Regions from separate parts of the Homo sapiens genome. Here region 2 is linked to region 1. Evidence: chromatin loops called from intact Hi-C (ENCODE). Cell type or tissue: PC-3. All regions are shown on one strand.

Region 1 (8,000 bases):
TGTGTGCAAGTTCTGACTTAAAATTGTGTATTCATCACATGTATTTGTATTTGATTAACGCAATGAATCTTGTTCATGGCAATGTTACCATCTACAAGAGAAAAATAATAAATATTCATCCAAGTGTATATTTCATAATATTATTTATAAACTATGCTGTACTTTCATACACTTAGTGACTTTTAATTTTGTCAAGTTATCATTTTGCTCATGAAGGACATTGTACAGTGTACTTCAAATGATAGTAGTATCATTTATTCTTTAATTTTATATTGTATTCCCATTAAAAGTGTTCTAATAAGAGAACATTTTTAATTCTCATACAATTTTATCTTTGCTTTTTATTTTTAAATACATTTTAATTAAAGTGTAATAAATAGAAAATATTTGCACAAATTATAAGTCTGTATCTTGGTCAATTTTTGCAAAATGAACATATCCTGTCCACAAGCCCCAGATCAAGAAAGAGAACATTGCTAGTACACTGCACTCCCTTTGTATTGTAGTTTTATATAAAAGAAAAACAAATTTCTGTATTCTTATGTATCTGATTTTTTTTCACTCAATATTATGCTTGTGAAAGTTATGTTTGGTAGTGTGTGTAGCATACATTTTTTTTTATTTCTGTACCACATAGTATTCCATCGTATGAGTCTACCTCAATTCATTGGTCCATTCAATTTCTTTCTAATTTAGACTATTTACAAATCATAATTTTAAAAATATTATTGTTCTTTTGATAAATCTATGTAAAGATTTCTATTTGCTATATACTTATGACTATAACGGTTGGCAATTGTGATTGCTATGTTTAGCTATGGTAGGTACTACCCATTTTCCATAGTGGTTCTACCAACATGTACACCAAACAGTGATCTATGGGATACTCTGCTGCTTCACATGCTTGTCAATGCTTGATGTTGTATATTTTTTTCATTTTTACATTTACACTTTCCCTGATGACTATATTTTCATGTTTATGGTCATTTAGATGCCCTCTTTTGTGAAAGCCTATTTAAATATTTTGCCTCTGTAATTCCAGCCTGATTAATGGAAAGGCAATTTTTTTACTTTTCAGCCAAAGCTAGTATTTACTTTCTAATATTCACTAGATTGAGCAAGTTCCTTTTATAATATTTTGATTTGAATTCAATGAATTTGTGTTAAATAATATTGCTAGCTTGCTTAGACTTAAATTCCACTTCTGCTACTTACTACATGTGTTGACTTAAGCAACTTATTTAAGCCCTTAATGCTTTTGTATTTTCTCAGTGAAGTGAGAATTATTGTAGCATATTTATCATGGCAGTGTTATGATAATTTATATATAGTATTTAACTATAATAGTACTCATCATATGGGAAATACTATATAAGTGACTGCTATTAGAATTGTTATCTTTCTCTTCTCTATTATAGCTATTATAACCTTGTAATTGGAAAAAAAAACAGCTTATCTGACAACTCATTAAGGCCCCAATTATCAACTTGTCTCTTCTAATGCCAAATTTGTGTAATCTACTATTTATAGTTGATCCCTTTTCTCAGTCTCTTTTCAAACCTATCTTTGACTTTCACTGTCTTTGGCATTTTTCACCCTGTGTTGCTTTGTTTGATATGAAGAATTTGCAAACTGTCCTTATGTTTCTAATATGCGTACCTATTCCCTAAGACACCTATCTTCTCACCCAATTCTTGCTGATTGCCCTTCCAGATAATATACTTTGCCACATATCTTTTATAAATTTAAAGAGCCTGGACTGTTGAAAATATATTTCCTGATTATTACTATTTACATATTAATGTTTTATAGGATTTTGAAAAAGAAAAATAAATAACATAAATTATTGTCATGAACAAAGTATAATTAACATTCTGCTTTCGATAAAATTGGAAGTTACCATTTCATATGACTTTTTAAATTAACATAATTTTTAAAAGAAGTTTTATGTTTATGAAATAAAGGCAGAAATTACAGACAGTTTTCTATATCTATTTTCTAAATAACATAAGAAATGATTGTCTTCAACAAAAGGATACTTGGGTGGCATTCTACTTTTACTGCTTTGTATGAGCACCTGTTTTTACTTAACAGACTTTTATAAAAGAAGTTCACATTTACCGAAAAAATGGGTAGAAAGTACAGAAAGTTTTCTATTATCTCCTTCTCCTATCCATATTTTATTACAATGGAATTAGCAAAAATCAATTATTATCAGGGACATTTTAGTTTCAGGACTGCTGAAAGTATAGCCTCTCTTCTTAAAGTCCCATAAAATAAAGTAGAATTTTTATAAAGTATATTAATACTAAACATGAAGATATACTAATAGAAATTATTCAAAAATAAGGATAAAGACTTTTTTAAGAATCAAAGAAAACAAAGCAAGAACACAGCATCACTTAGTTATGAGACAACTTCAAACAAATCTACATATATGTAATTAGTTTTCATTTAATCAGAAAATTTACTGGAATAAATAATAGTGAAAATATTTCAAAAGTGGAGAAAAACTATATATGCACTGATCCATGAAGTTCATCAAAACCAAGTACAAAAATGTTTTTAAAAAACTACACCATGATACAAAATAATCAAATTGCTCAAAATTATTGATAGATTGCCTTAAAAACAGCCAGAGAAGATGGACACATTACATAAAGGGAAACAAAGATAAGGCTGACAGCCGAATTCTTTTTCAAAACAATGAAAGCAATAAGAGAGTGGAGAAAAATATTTAAAAAAAACACTTATCAATCTAGAATTCTATACTCAGTAAAAAGATCGTTCAACAACAAAATCAACATCTTTAAAATATAGGATGCTAAAATAATACTCTTTCAGCAGACTAACATTATGTGAAATGTCAAAGGAAATCCATCATACAGTAACAAATGATACCATGTAGAAATATGGATCAAAAAAATAGGGAGCAATAAGGTGTTATTGGAACACACACACACACACACACACACACACACACATATGTATATGAGCAGCAAACATAATAAAAATGAGCCCACTAGAGATGGTACTTTAACACATTATTTTAAGTAATGTTAAAAAAACAAAGTTTTAAGAACAGAGTGGAAGAAATACTGACCCAGAATATATTCAAAGAGAGGAAGCTATGATCAATAAGCAGTACCAGGTACCCGGAAGAACACAAAACATGTACAAGGGTGGTTAATTTTTAGGCTGGAAAAGTATTTAGAGCTGAAAATAGAGTTGTTTCCCAGAAAATTTTGTGCATAAAACAGTAAACCCCCTCTATAACTTCAGGTCACAGAAAATCCATCAATCACCAACATAATACAGACAGAATTATTTTTAGTCACAGAAAACAACGTAAGAAGACAGTTCTTTCAGGAAGGTACGGTTTTCTAAGCGTGTTATTAAGGACTCAGAATGCTGTATTTTTTCTAAAGTACTTGTCATTTTACACTTTTCCCTTGTGGCCTCATGGTGGCAATGCAGCTTCAGGAACAACAGTTGTTGTCCAGGCAGAAAGAAAGAATGGGGAAAAAGGTGCCTAGTTTCTTTTAATCATCTAGAAAAGGCTCCCACAGAGATTTCTTCCTACATCACATGGCAAGATCTGTGATATGTGGCCAGTGCTAGCTGAAAGGAATGCTTAGACGTCAAATACTTTCACTTTCTAGAATCCATGTAGCAGGAAAGTAAAGGAGAAAGGAGTTGAGAATGACTTTGTTTGACTTTGTGTTTATAAAAGCTACAGAATAAAATGGTAAACCTGAAACAAAGAAGCCAAAAATATGACCAGAGAGAAAGCTGATAATTCAAAAGAAATGGAAAGTTCATTTAAAAATTACTTCATAATATTTTAAAAGATATTCCACAATCTTGTAATCAATTGGATCAATGCATGTAAAAAATTATAAAAGTCATATTTTGTAAATAATAATTATAATAATAGAATTTGTAAGTGTTCTGAAAATCCATAATGGTATCATTTTTGCAGAAAGCAATTTGAAGGTAAAGACACGCTAAAGCATGTAATTATGAGTGGTATTCAATCTGTAGCTCCAAATATCTGCTAACTTAGAAGAAGTAAAGTTAAAAATATCTTTTTATCTCTCTCACACACACTCACACATGCACGCACACACATGCACACCACTATTACCACAATCACACAATGACATAAACCACATATTATGATTGAGGAAAAATTCCTGCTAGTGTAGATCTCTGTATTCCAATCCCCATAAGAAATACCTGCCAGTAGCTGAACAGATAGAAACTGCCTTATTTTTAAAATATTGGTGAAGAGGAAAAGCAAAATGACAGAATAAGACCTTTCAGTGTTCATTTCCTTATAGAAACATCAATTTTAACAACTATCCATGAATAAAACTATCTTCACCAGAGCCTCAGAAACAGCTAAGAGATCACAGTACCTGGTATTGGCATAATTATAAGAAAAGTCACGTTGAAGAAGGTAGAAGGGACAAAGCTATCTTGCATGGATCATTGCTTGCCCCACTCCAAACAGCACAGCAATGAGAAAGACCCATTCCACTTGGGGGAAAGAGAAGAAAGTGAGTGCAGGACTTTGATTTGAACTCAGTGCCAGGCCAATCACAATGAAATCCAACACCAGGCAGAAGCTGCCAGCTCCTGACCCAAGACACATGTCTGTGGACAGAAATCCTATCCCTGCCTCAGTTCCAGGTAGAGAATGGTGGCCTTGTTGAAATAGACTCTTTCTGGCTCACATTACTGCTGGCCATCTGCTGCAGTCTCAAACCACAAATAAACCTCAGCATCAGGCATTTGGTGACAACATGGGCCTTGAACATTACTCTGTGCTGCTTTGGTCTCAGTAACTGTGGGATTCAGGTGGGCCTAGCATTATAGTGGTTGTGGCAGCCATGAGAATGCCCACCCCATTCTTCTCCAACCCCAGTCAGAATAGCAAAGAAAGAGACATTGTTCACATGGGAGAATGAGTGGCACAAAATCTTGCCTTGGAGTTTAAAGCCTGGACTACATGGGAAAGCCCAGCACCAGACAGAGATCTTCAGCACCTGAGTACAAACCAGAGACCATGGGTAAACCCTCTGGACCTGCACTGACCTCAGATGGAAACTCAGACCAAGCAGGATAGACAACATTCTTTAGGGACTTAGGATGTCATCTTGTACTAAACCAGCAGGAGTGACCAGGGGCTCAGAGAAAATAATAAGCACCCTGCTTACAATTTCTGAAAAGACAGGCATAAAAAAAAGCCAGACTGTGAGAACTGAAACAAATACCTAATTCTCCAGTTCACAGATGTTGTTGTTCAACCACAATCATTAAGACCATTGAGAGAACTATGAGTTTACTGAATAAAATGATGCACAAAAGATCCACCCTAAAGCAATCAATATGTATGATCTGCCAGGAAAAGAAATAAAAATACCTCTTTTAAGGAAAATCACCAAACTTCAAGAAAACACAAAGAAACAATTCAGTGGTTTATCAGAGAAACTTAACAAAGAGATTGAAATAATCAAACAGAAACCTTGGAGCTGAAAACTACAATAAAAAATTAAAAAATGCAATAGTGGGGGAATCAACAGTAGAATCAATTAAACAGTAGAAAAAATGGTGAGCTCAAAGATAGGCTGTTTGAAAATACACAGCCAGGGGAAAAATAAAAGAAAATTCAAAGGAACAAAGAACGCTTATGGGAACTATGAGACAACATCAGGAGTAAATACTCAGGTTATCGGGGTTAAAGAGGGACTGAGGAATTCCAAAGGTCTGGAAAGATTATTCAAATAGGCAGTATCAGAAAACTTTGCAAAACCAATAGAGAAAAATAAAAGTATCCAGGTAGACTAAGATCAAAGGTTACCAATCGTTTTTATTTATTTATTTACTTATTTTTAATTTTTTTATTATACTTTAAGTAAGACAACGAAAATAGGAAAAAAAAAAACTACAAAAATGTCCTAAAAATCAAGTAAGAAATCCCTGTAGTAAAGCCTTGCTTACTGATAGTTAAACAGAAGTGGATTAAATTATCTATTTAAAAGAGAGAGTGACTTAATAGATTAAAAAAGAAGATTCAAACCTATGTTGGTAACAAGAAACTCATCTCATCTTTAAAGAAACATATTGACAAAGCCAACAGATGAGAAAAGATAGTCCATGCAAATGTAAAGTGAAAGAGTAGTATATGTCATACTAATATCACATAAAATAGACTTTCTTTTTTGAGCCAGGGTTTTGTTCTGTCATTCAGGCTGGAGCGCAGTGACGTAATAATGACTCACTGCAACCATGAACTCCTGGGCTAAAGTTATCCTCCCACATCATCAGCCTCTTGAGTAGCTAAAAATACAGTCACACTCCACTAAGCCTGACTAATTTTTATGTTTTTAGTAGAGACAAGATCTCTCTATGTTGCCCAGGCTAGTCTCAACCTCTTCTGCTCAAATGATCCTCTCACCTCAGTCTCCCAAAGTGCAATCATAGGTGTAAGTCACTGTGCCTGAACTCAAAAAAATAAACTTTAAATCTAAAGCAGTTAAAAGAGACAAAGAAGGTCATTGTATAACTATCAAAGGGTCAATTCAACAAGATAATATAATATAATATAATATTATAATATATATAATATAATATAAGATAAGGTCATTGTATAACTATCAAAGGGTCAGTTCAACAAGATAATATAGTAATTGTAAATATATATGCACCCAACATCAGAACACCTAAATATATAAAGCAAATGGTAGGGGACACCCCACTTTCAGTAATGGACAAATTATCTAGATAGGAAATCAACAGAGATACAGTAGAGTTAGACTGCATTTTAGATCCAATTAACCTAATAGATATCTACAGAATATTCCAACCAACAGCTGCAGAATATATATTATTCTGAACAGCACACAGAACATTCTTCAGGAGAAATCATATGGTAGGCCACAAAGCACATCTCAAACATTTTCAAAAATTTGATTTAATATCCAATATTTTTTTTCTCACCACAATGCAATAAAACTAGAAATCAATAATAAAAAAAATCTCAGGACACTATATATATATGTATATATATATGTATATATATATGTATATATATATATACATGAAAATTGAGAAATACAATACACTCCTAAACAACAAGTGGTTCAGTGAAGAAATTAAAAAGAAAATTTAAAAATTTCTTGAGACATATAATAATGGAAATGCAACATAAAATAACCAATGAGATACAGCCAAAGCAGTACTAGGAGGAAAGTTATTAGCCATTAATGACAAAATCAGAAAAAAAAAAAAAAGGAAGATCTCAAATAAACAATCTAATAGTGTACCTCAAAGAACTAGAAAAACAAAAAGAAATCAAACCCAAAATTAGTAGAAGGAAAAATAAATAAAATGGATATAAAATGTATACAATCAATCAAGCTAATAGTTGGTTTTTGAATGGACAACAAAATTGACAAAGTTTTGGCTCAGCTAAGCAAGAAAAAAGAGAGAAGACCCAAATAAATGAAATCAGAGACAAAAAAGAAGACATTACATTAGATACTACAGAGACACAAAGTATCATTAGGTACCATTATTAACAACTGTACACCAAAACAACTGAATGACCAAAAAATAGATAAATCCCTGGACACATAAAACTTACCAAGATTAAATAATGAAGAAACAGGAAACCTGAACAGACTAATAATGAATAATGGCAGTGAATCAATAATAGAGTCTCTAATTGTATCAGTTTGTTTTCATGCTGCTGATAAAGACATATCCGAGACCAGGCAAATTACAAAAGAAAGAGGTTTAATTGAACTCACAGTTCCATGTGGCTGGGGAAGCCTCACAATCATGGCAGAAGGCAAGGAGGAGCAAGTCAAGTCTTACATGGATGGCAGCAGGCAAAGAGAGAGAGCTTGTGCAGGGGAGCCCTTCTTTTTAAAACAATCAGATCTCGTGAGACTTATTCACTATCACGAGAACAGCATGGGAAAGACTTGCCC
Region 2 (8,000 bases), 190 kb after region 1:
CACATATGTTTTTAATCTTTTACCTAAAGGAACCAGTATTAATCTCTTTTAATTATTTGCAATTCCCTGCAATCACACACTGATTTTGATATCAAAGATAATATGAATATATTACTTACAAAAATCTCACAATGGAAAACTATTAAAATGATAAATATTCCAGTTTCTTTTGAATTTTTTTGTGTAAATTTTTTTTTTTGGAATTACATACATTTGCTAAAATTATTAAAATGTAACTCATTTTGATTTGTTCTTGCTATGGCCTGAATATTTGTCCCCTGCCCCCCTTATTCATATGTTGAAATCTCAACCTCTAAGGTGATGATGATATTAGGAGGTTGAGGTCTTTAGGAGGTGATTAGATCATGAGAATGAAGCCCTATGAATAGGACTAGTGACCTTATAAAAGGGAACCCAGAGAACTACTTTGTTCTTTTATCATGTGAGAACACAGTGAGAAGGCTCTGTCTTTAAACCAGGAAGCAGATGCCATAGTTTGTGTCGCCCAAGAGTTTGCATGTTGGAGACCTGGAGACCTGGCTACTCAATGCAGCAGTGTTGGGATGTGGAATCTGGTGGTAGGTGTGTGGATTGTGGGGGCAAAATGTTAATGAATGAATTAATCCAAGTCTCAAGGGACTGGGTTAGTTCTCACAAGAGTGGGTTGTTATAAAATAAATTAGGCTTCCTCAGCTTCCTTTTGTAATTGCCTTCTCACAATGTGAATATCTTCTCATGCTATGATGTAGTAAGAAGGCCCTCACCAGATGCCAAGCAGATGTAGCCTCCTGACCTTGGACTCTCCAGCCTCCAGAACTGTAAGAAATAAATATATTTTCTTTATAAATTACCCAGTTTATGGTAGTCTCTTACAGCAACAAAACTAGACTAAGAAAGAGGACCCTCACCAGACACCAAATCTGCAAATACCTTGATCTTGGACTTCCCCGCCTCTGGAACTATAAAGAATACATTTATTTTACATTTTTTAATTTTTCTATTTCCATAGATTATTGGGGAATGGGTGGTGTTTGCTTACATGAGTAAGTTCTTTAGTGGTGATTTGTGAGATTTTGGTGCACTCATCACCTGAGCAGTGTACACTGCACTCAAGCCACATAGTTTATGGTATTTTGCTGGGGCAGTTTGAACAGAAGTAACAGTTCTTAAAGAACAATGGATTTGCATCAGGGAAGAGAGTAATTTTTGAGCTTAGTTTCAAAAATTTCTCAATACAATTTTGCATAGTTGATAAATATGACTTAAAGAAAGTGTCATTAATTAGTATAATGAAGCCAATCAGGTACTTACTCCATTAGAATCAATGTATTTTGATATCTTTCTCATCTATGACAGTCATTAAAACCAAGTAATGATGTGAAATGAATGTAGAATTAGATATTAGGATCACAGTATCATATGAAATAAAACCAGAATTTTCAGATAGAACTAAACATATTCAATTATATTGACCTTTGACACTATATAAAATAAGGTAAAATGCATTGAAGATTATTGTTTTTATCTACTTTTTGACTTTATTTATATTTGTTCCACAGTATCATTGTAGATATCCACAGTGGTACAAAACTAGAGAATTTATACATATATGAATATTTCATGTGTAAAAGATAATAATATAGCTCTATGAGTCAAAATATATAGAGATGATTATTAGAAAATTGGGCCAAATCTCGAAATTGACCGATGGGTTAATCAGAGTAATCAGTAGGTTTTTCCCACAGTAAAATATAAATAAATAATGTTATGATAGATAGTTACAAATGACTGAGCTGTGGGGCTGAATTTTAGACTTTAGGTTTCTCAGATGGCATGATATGCAGTAATATATATCTCAATTATAACCATAAGATATTTAGCTTTATGATGCCATTCACTAAAATGTAAAATATTGGAAGTGAGTCAGATGGAGAAATGTTGAATATTTTTAAAAAGTATAATATATTTAGAAATGTAGTCACTTCTGCTTTAATGTGATATATGCATTCCTAAAAGTCACAACACTGTAAAAAACACAATTTACAAAATGCATATGGGGAAAATGTGGTTAAGAGGACATACACTCCAAATTTCATTAAGGACACATTAAAAATCTGATAGAAAATAATAGCATTTATACATATCATATTGTTAAGAAATACATAAATACCACAGTAAATATGGCACTTTATCTTGAAAAACACCTGAAGTCTGCTTGTAGAAGTGGGCACTGGGAGAATTGCAGGTGGACATGTGTGACTTACTGTGGATGGGTTGGAAGAGAGTTTACCTATAATCAGAGGGAAATTATCACATGGATTTGGAACGGGGTAGCTCTCACATGGTGAACTGAGGTTATGTGGTAGATGTTTGAGGGTTTGTGTGAGTGTAAGTATATGTACATTTGTGAACACACACACACACACACACAGATACTGGCTCAAAAATACATTTTTTATAGGCTGGTTTCTTTTTTGTCTCATTTACCCTACTGACCTAACAGTATTTTTTTCCCAAATATACACTTGAATATTTGTTTTGGGGACAATGTCTGTGAATCCAAAAATAAGAAAGTAATGATTACATGGTTATAATTATTTTTGATTTTAGATTATTTTTATAATATTACCAACAATTATACCAACAATTATTTATCTATAGATTCATTTGTCATATTTTCAACATTAGTCGGGTTGGCTTTTAAGCCTTCTTAACGTACCATATTCATGGTGATCTCTTATTTCCTTGTTTTACATACATATGAAATCCCTCCATTTGCTTTAATTTAGGTCATACCTCAAGTCCTGTCTTTCACAAAATCTTTGTTAATTTTAGCCCACTTCTAAACTTTATTATATCATGAATTGAATTTTAATTTCTCTAACATAGCTATACTTCTCTCTCCAACATTTGAGATTAGAGACTATACTCTCATATTCATTCAAATGTGAAACTCATATTATTGTTTAATAGGACTTTCTTGATAGACTAAGACTAATGTTTCATAATCTGTAGATGAACACAATATGTTATGATAAGTGCTATAACTAACTCTAAATAGAATGCACTGACAGCACAGAGAAAGGTAAAAATCAAATCTTCTTAGAGAGTGAGATTAGAACTACAGCAAAAGTGAACATTGAGTTCAATTAAAAAGAGAGCAGGTGGAGCGTTCCAGGCAAATAAATGGAAAGAGATATTCCATGAAGAAAATTGATACAAAAGGATACACAGTCATGAAACAGTACCAACATTTTTTGCAAAATAGGAAATGCCTTAGAGTGAAAGAAATAATATGATTGCCAAAGAGTAGTTTGGACAGTTGTGACTAGAGAGAGAAGTTATGGCCAAATTGTTGTGACCTTTAATGCTATATGGTAAGGAGTTTAGAATCAGCCTTTTGCCTAAAAAGACCTGGTGGAAGTCAATAATTAGTATTTTCCAATTTTATTTTCATCTTATAAGTATAAATGCAAATAATATTTATCACTCAAATCATATTGTTAGTATTCCTCACCCTGCTTCACCATACAAAGACCATGAATGCTTATGCTCATCTTTTATATTTAATTCTAGAGTTTAAGGCTTTCCCTTTGGGTAGTTATCTCTGACACAACTTTAAAAATAACAGAAGCTCTCTTCACAAAAAAACTGTGAAAGCACAAAAAAGTATAAAAATAAAACTGGCGTAAATTTTTGTTAAGGAAAATAAAGCTAAAACCACTAACTATATTTGTAGAGATTCACATTGCACACATTTAAAAAAAACTTGCTTTTAAGTCAGTATTAAAAATATTTATAAAAAGACTTTAAATCGAAGTAGTATTTTTTAGTAACTGATATTTCAATGAGTAAAACATACTTAATTAGAGCTATTTGCAGAATGATGTGTTGAACACAACATGAAATGTGCTCTGTAGTTTTCAGAAGGCAACAGTAAAGATACAAACCTGCCAGACATAAAATGATATTGGAATAACAAATGAGCGTAGACAGATGATTAAGTGTGTCATCACTTGCAAGTCTAAGGAAAATGAGTGTTGTTAGCTAAAATACTAAATGTTTTAAAAAGATGTCATCCCTGTCAAGTAGATATTTATTTATTCAACAAATATTTTTTGAGTACCTACTATGTAACAGGTCCTTTTCAAGGCACTCACGTAGGATTCTAGTGTGGAGACAATTAGTAAACAAGTAAACAAACAATATGATTTGAGAAAGTAAAAAAGGCTTTAAGGAAAACATAAAAGTGTGAGTGAGCATAGCAGTCTGAACTGAGGGCAACTTTTCCTAGGCTATTAAGGACAGCTGTCTCTGAAGAAGTGATAGGCAAAGGAGCTAGACCACAGGGAGTATGGTATTCCATGCAGTGCAGCTGTAAGATCATAACATCTCAGAGGAGATTAACTTTGGTCTATAATCAACCATTTGACTGGTCTTTGTCCTCTATTATTATGAGTAAGCCTCTAAAATCTTTAGAATTTACTTTCTTGTGATAGGAAGGTCTTTGTTATTTGCTGTGGGTCCCAGAGTTTATGTTCATAAAATGAGTCAGGTGGAGGCTTGCCATTCCAGAAAAACCAGCCATGTAATATCACCTGGGGTTTGGTCCAGGTGATATCAGACCAATGCCCAGGAGGAGAAGGGAACTAAAGTTCAATCACTGGTCAATGATTCTATGTATCATGCTTACATAATGAAACTGCAATAAAAACTCTGAACAACAATCTCAATTTCACTGTTCTGATTTGTATCCTTTATAATAAAATTGTAAACTTAAGTATTGTGCTTTCCCAAGTTCTGTGAGTCATTCTAGCAAATGACCACACTGATGGGGCAGTGGAAACCACAGAATTTGTAGTCATTTAGTCAGAAGCACAGATGGCCACAAAACCCTGGAGTTTCCGGCTGGTGCCTGAAGTGAGGAGGATCTTGTGAGGGACCCAACCCTCAACCTGAGAAGTCTGTGCTCAAAGTCTGAATAAAGTCAGAATTGTATTGAAGTGTTTAAGATAAATAAGGAGCAGAAAAAAGGCAAAATTGTGTTTGGAAAACATCAAGAGGGAAGACCACATTTGGGGGACTACAGGAACCAAAATACGGAGTTTGAATGTTTTTCCTAAGCACAATGGAACCTGTGGAAGATTTTTAGCAGGTGAGTAACATAAATGTAATTATGGTTAAAATGTTACCCTAGACACCATGTTGAGAATGGCAGACTGGTTTGGAGGCTAAAGTAATCTTCCAGGTAAAGACGACCAGGCATACATAGACTGTGTGGTCACAGTGGAAGTAAAAGTATTCCATTTTTTTCTTTTCTTCCTTTTTTTTTTTTTTTTTTTTTTTTTTGGTGTTAGATCCACAGAGCTTGCTGGGTTCAATAAGGAAGAAAGGTACTGAGAGAAATCAAAGACTATTCATATAATTGGCTTGAAGGTAGTAATTACTTAGATGGAGAAGGATGGGGAGAAACTGACCTGTAATACAAAGTGAAGAGTATTTTGTGTATATCAAGATGGACTATTGTGGTGACAAAATAATAATTCCTCCAAAGATGTCCACATTCTAATCTCTGGAATTTATGAATATGCTACCAGAATTAAGGCTGCTCTCCAGCTGACCTTAATGCAAGGGGAATAATCCTGTGTCATCTAGTAGGCCCAATGTAATCACAAGGTTCTCTAAAAGTGGAAGACGCAGGAGAGAAAATCAGAGGGATGGCAGAGTGAGAAGGATTCAGCACTAAGACACTAGCTTTGAACATGGAGGAAGAGGCCACGAAGCCAAGAAATGCAGTGGGCTTCTAGAAGCTAGAAAAGGCAAGGAAACAGATTTTCCACAGCGCCTCTAGGAAGGAACTCAGCTGTGCTAACTCCTTGGTTTTCTCCCCAGGGACACCTATGTTGGACTTCAAAACTATAGAACTGTAATAAAATAAATTTATGTGGTTTTAAGCCAGTAAAATTTCAGTAATTTGTTATGGCAGCAGTAAGAAACCAATACACCAGTTAGAAGTATTCAGGAGGAAGTTAATTTATAAATATTTAGTTCAAAGGAGAGGTTGGAGACAGAGACATAGATGCAAGGGTCAAAAGCATATTGACAAAAGGCAGATAGGCCAAAAGATGGCTAATTTAGATACATGTGTTGTGATAGATACAGTTTTGCAATTTGTACAATAGGGAAATTTTCTAGGATGAGTACTAAAATATTTGTATAAATATTTTAAAAGAATTTATCCATATGTTACTAGGCAAGTAGTAGGAAAAAAATTTTAAATCATATAATCATCTTATTCAATTCCTGATATAATTTTTATGTCGTGAATTATTTTGTTTAGAATATTCAAAACTATACTTTGTGAATTATTTTGTTTAGACTATATACTTTTGAATATTCTAAACAAAATAATTCATAACATAAAAATATAAAAGTAAAGTGTATAAAATTATACTTGTTTTTCATAAAACATGTTTTATGTGTTTATGTTTTTCATTTAGCACAGTTTTTAAAATTTCAAAACTAAGTATTAGAAAAATAATTAACATATATGCAAGATACAACAGAAGTTGTTCAATGGCTTATTCTATAGTAAGAATTGTGGAAGATTTTGTCTGCTTTTTTCTTTCCCCTCCATCAAATAATTTTATACTGCTTAACAACTATTGAAGAAATTCCAAAACAACACTGATTTAGTAAAATAATGAATAATTTTGTATTTGCTGAATGATAACTACTATCAGAGAATCATTAAATAAAAAATAATCTTTTTTTAACCAACTCTGGATACTGCCATGCTAATTATTTTGAGAAATGACAAAAGTTATTCTATATAATTTTCAGCAAAGTCAATTTCCCTTTATTTTATACAAATATATATTATTCTGGAGTAACATTATATTTAACTAGTTAAATTGTTTAACCACTTGTAATTCGAGGTTAATTTTTCCTGGCATCAATAGTGTCTTACTGAGATAATAATGGATTATGTTAAGACAGTCTTATTCTTTCCAGTTGAAAAGACTGTTCTCTAGCATGGGCAGAAAAGAAAGTCTGTTTTTTCCTTGATAAAGCAAATGAAAGTAAAGTGAAAAAAGCATTGCTGGAGCACACATCTAGACAAAGCTGCTTCATGCTTAAGAAGAAAGCCAGCTGTGAAGCGATACTGGCCATTTATGGTCAGATGATGGCTTTCAATGGCATCAGTTAAATTTAAAGATACCAAGAAAATTGTGTGACATTGCATTAAAAAGCTTTTAGACCGCTCTTTGGATACAAAATGCAGTTTTCGTGTAACTTTTCTCTCTCCAAGCTAGTGGAGAATAAGGCAATGATGTTTGTACTTTAGGGCAGACTGGGAGTTATTGTTACAGAATCCAAATCCAGCCAAGCAAGAATTGGGTACAAGTTATTCATTTCAATTGTGTCTTTTATACTGTACTTTTTAAAAGATTGATGTTTCCTTTTACCAAGAATTAGCTGCTATTCATATATTTTATTCAATTACAGTTATTATGTCCTGTTGAATTTTTTTTCACTACTCCTACCACTGTCCTTTCAGTATTCGCAAAAAAGCTCTTACAATATTCCATTCTGTGAGAAGTTTCGACCAAAAAGTGAGTGTAACTCTGATAACACTTATTTATAGAGCAGTTGGCTTTGATGAACAATGAACTGTTACTTGATTTTACTCTTGGTTCAAGGACATCCACAAGTGCTGTCAAATTGAAAGCACACAAGTCACCTTCCTAAAGAGGTAAGTGGTTTTCCTTCCTCTCTCTCCTGGACAGAGGTCAATTTCTGTTCAGATTGGTTTGTTTATTCCATGAGAATATGGTATTTAAAACACATAATTAAAATGTACAGTTTGAAAAGTTTGGACATATGTATACACTTGTTTAACCATCACCAGTCATTATAATGAGCACATCCTTTATCCTCAGAAGTTTTCTCATGCCGTTTGCAATGGATTCCTTTCCTCCTGTCTCTACACTCCAGCC

What was found. A loop is a pair of places that touch in the nucleus more often than their neighbours do. Peaks named below come from ENCODE experiments on the same cell type or tissue, not always from the same donor. Only the 100,000 strongest peaks of a DNase experiment are listed, where the experiment ranks them.
Region 2: it touches region 1 in a loop (4-fold over the local background); 3 of 110 quality-filtered maps call a loop at or near these places.

What each region holds. Positions count from the first base shown.
Region 1 is chr4:117,131,048-117,139,047 of GRCh38, forward strand. No RefSeq gene overlaps it. Among named protein-coding and RNA genes, the nearest start is that of TRAM1L1, 49 kb to the left of the region's middle. In PC-3, a CTCF peak has its summit at 3,475 (motif pointing right); DNase peaks (open chromatin) are centred at 3,504 and 6,304; H3K4me3 peaks cover 750 bases; H3K27ac peaks cover 981 bases.
Region 2 is chr4:117,320,548-117,328,547 of GRCh38, forward strand. LINC02262 (long intergenic non-protein coding RNA 2262) reads right to left here. Exons shown (of 7, transcript NR_147151.1): 4 at 765-816. Among named protein-coding and RNA genes, the nearest start is that of LINC02262, 36 kb to the right of the region's middle. In PC-3, no CTCF peak of the experiment used is centred here; DNase peaks (open chromatin) are centred at 4,584 and 4,824; H3K4me3 peaks cover 3,506 bases; H3K27ac peaks cover 4,125 bases.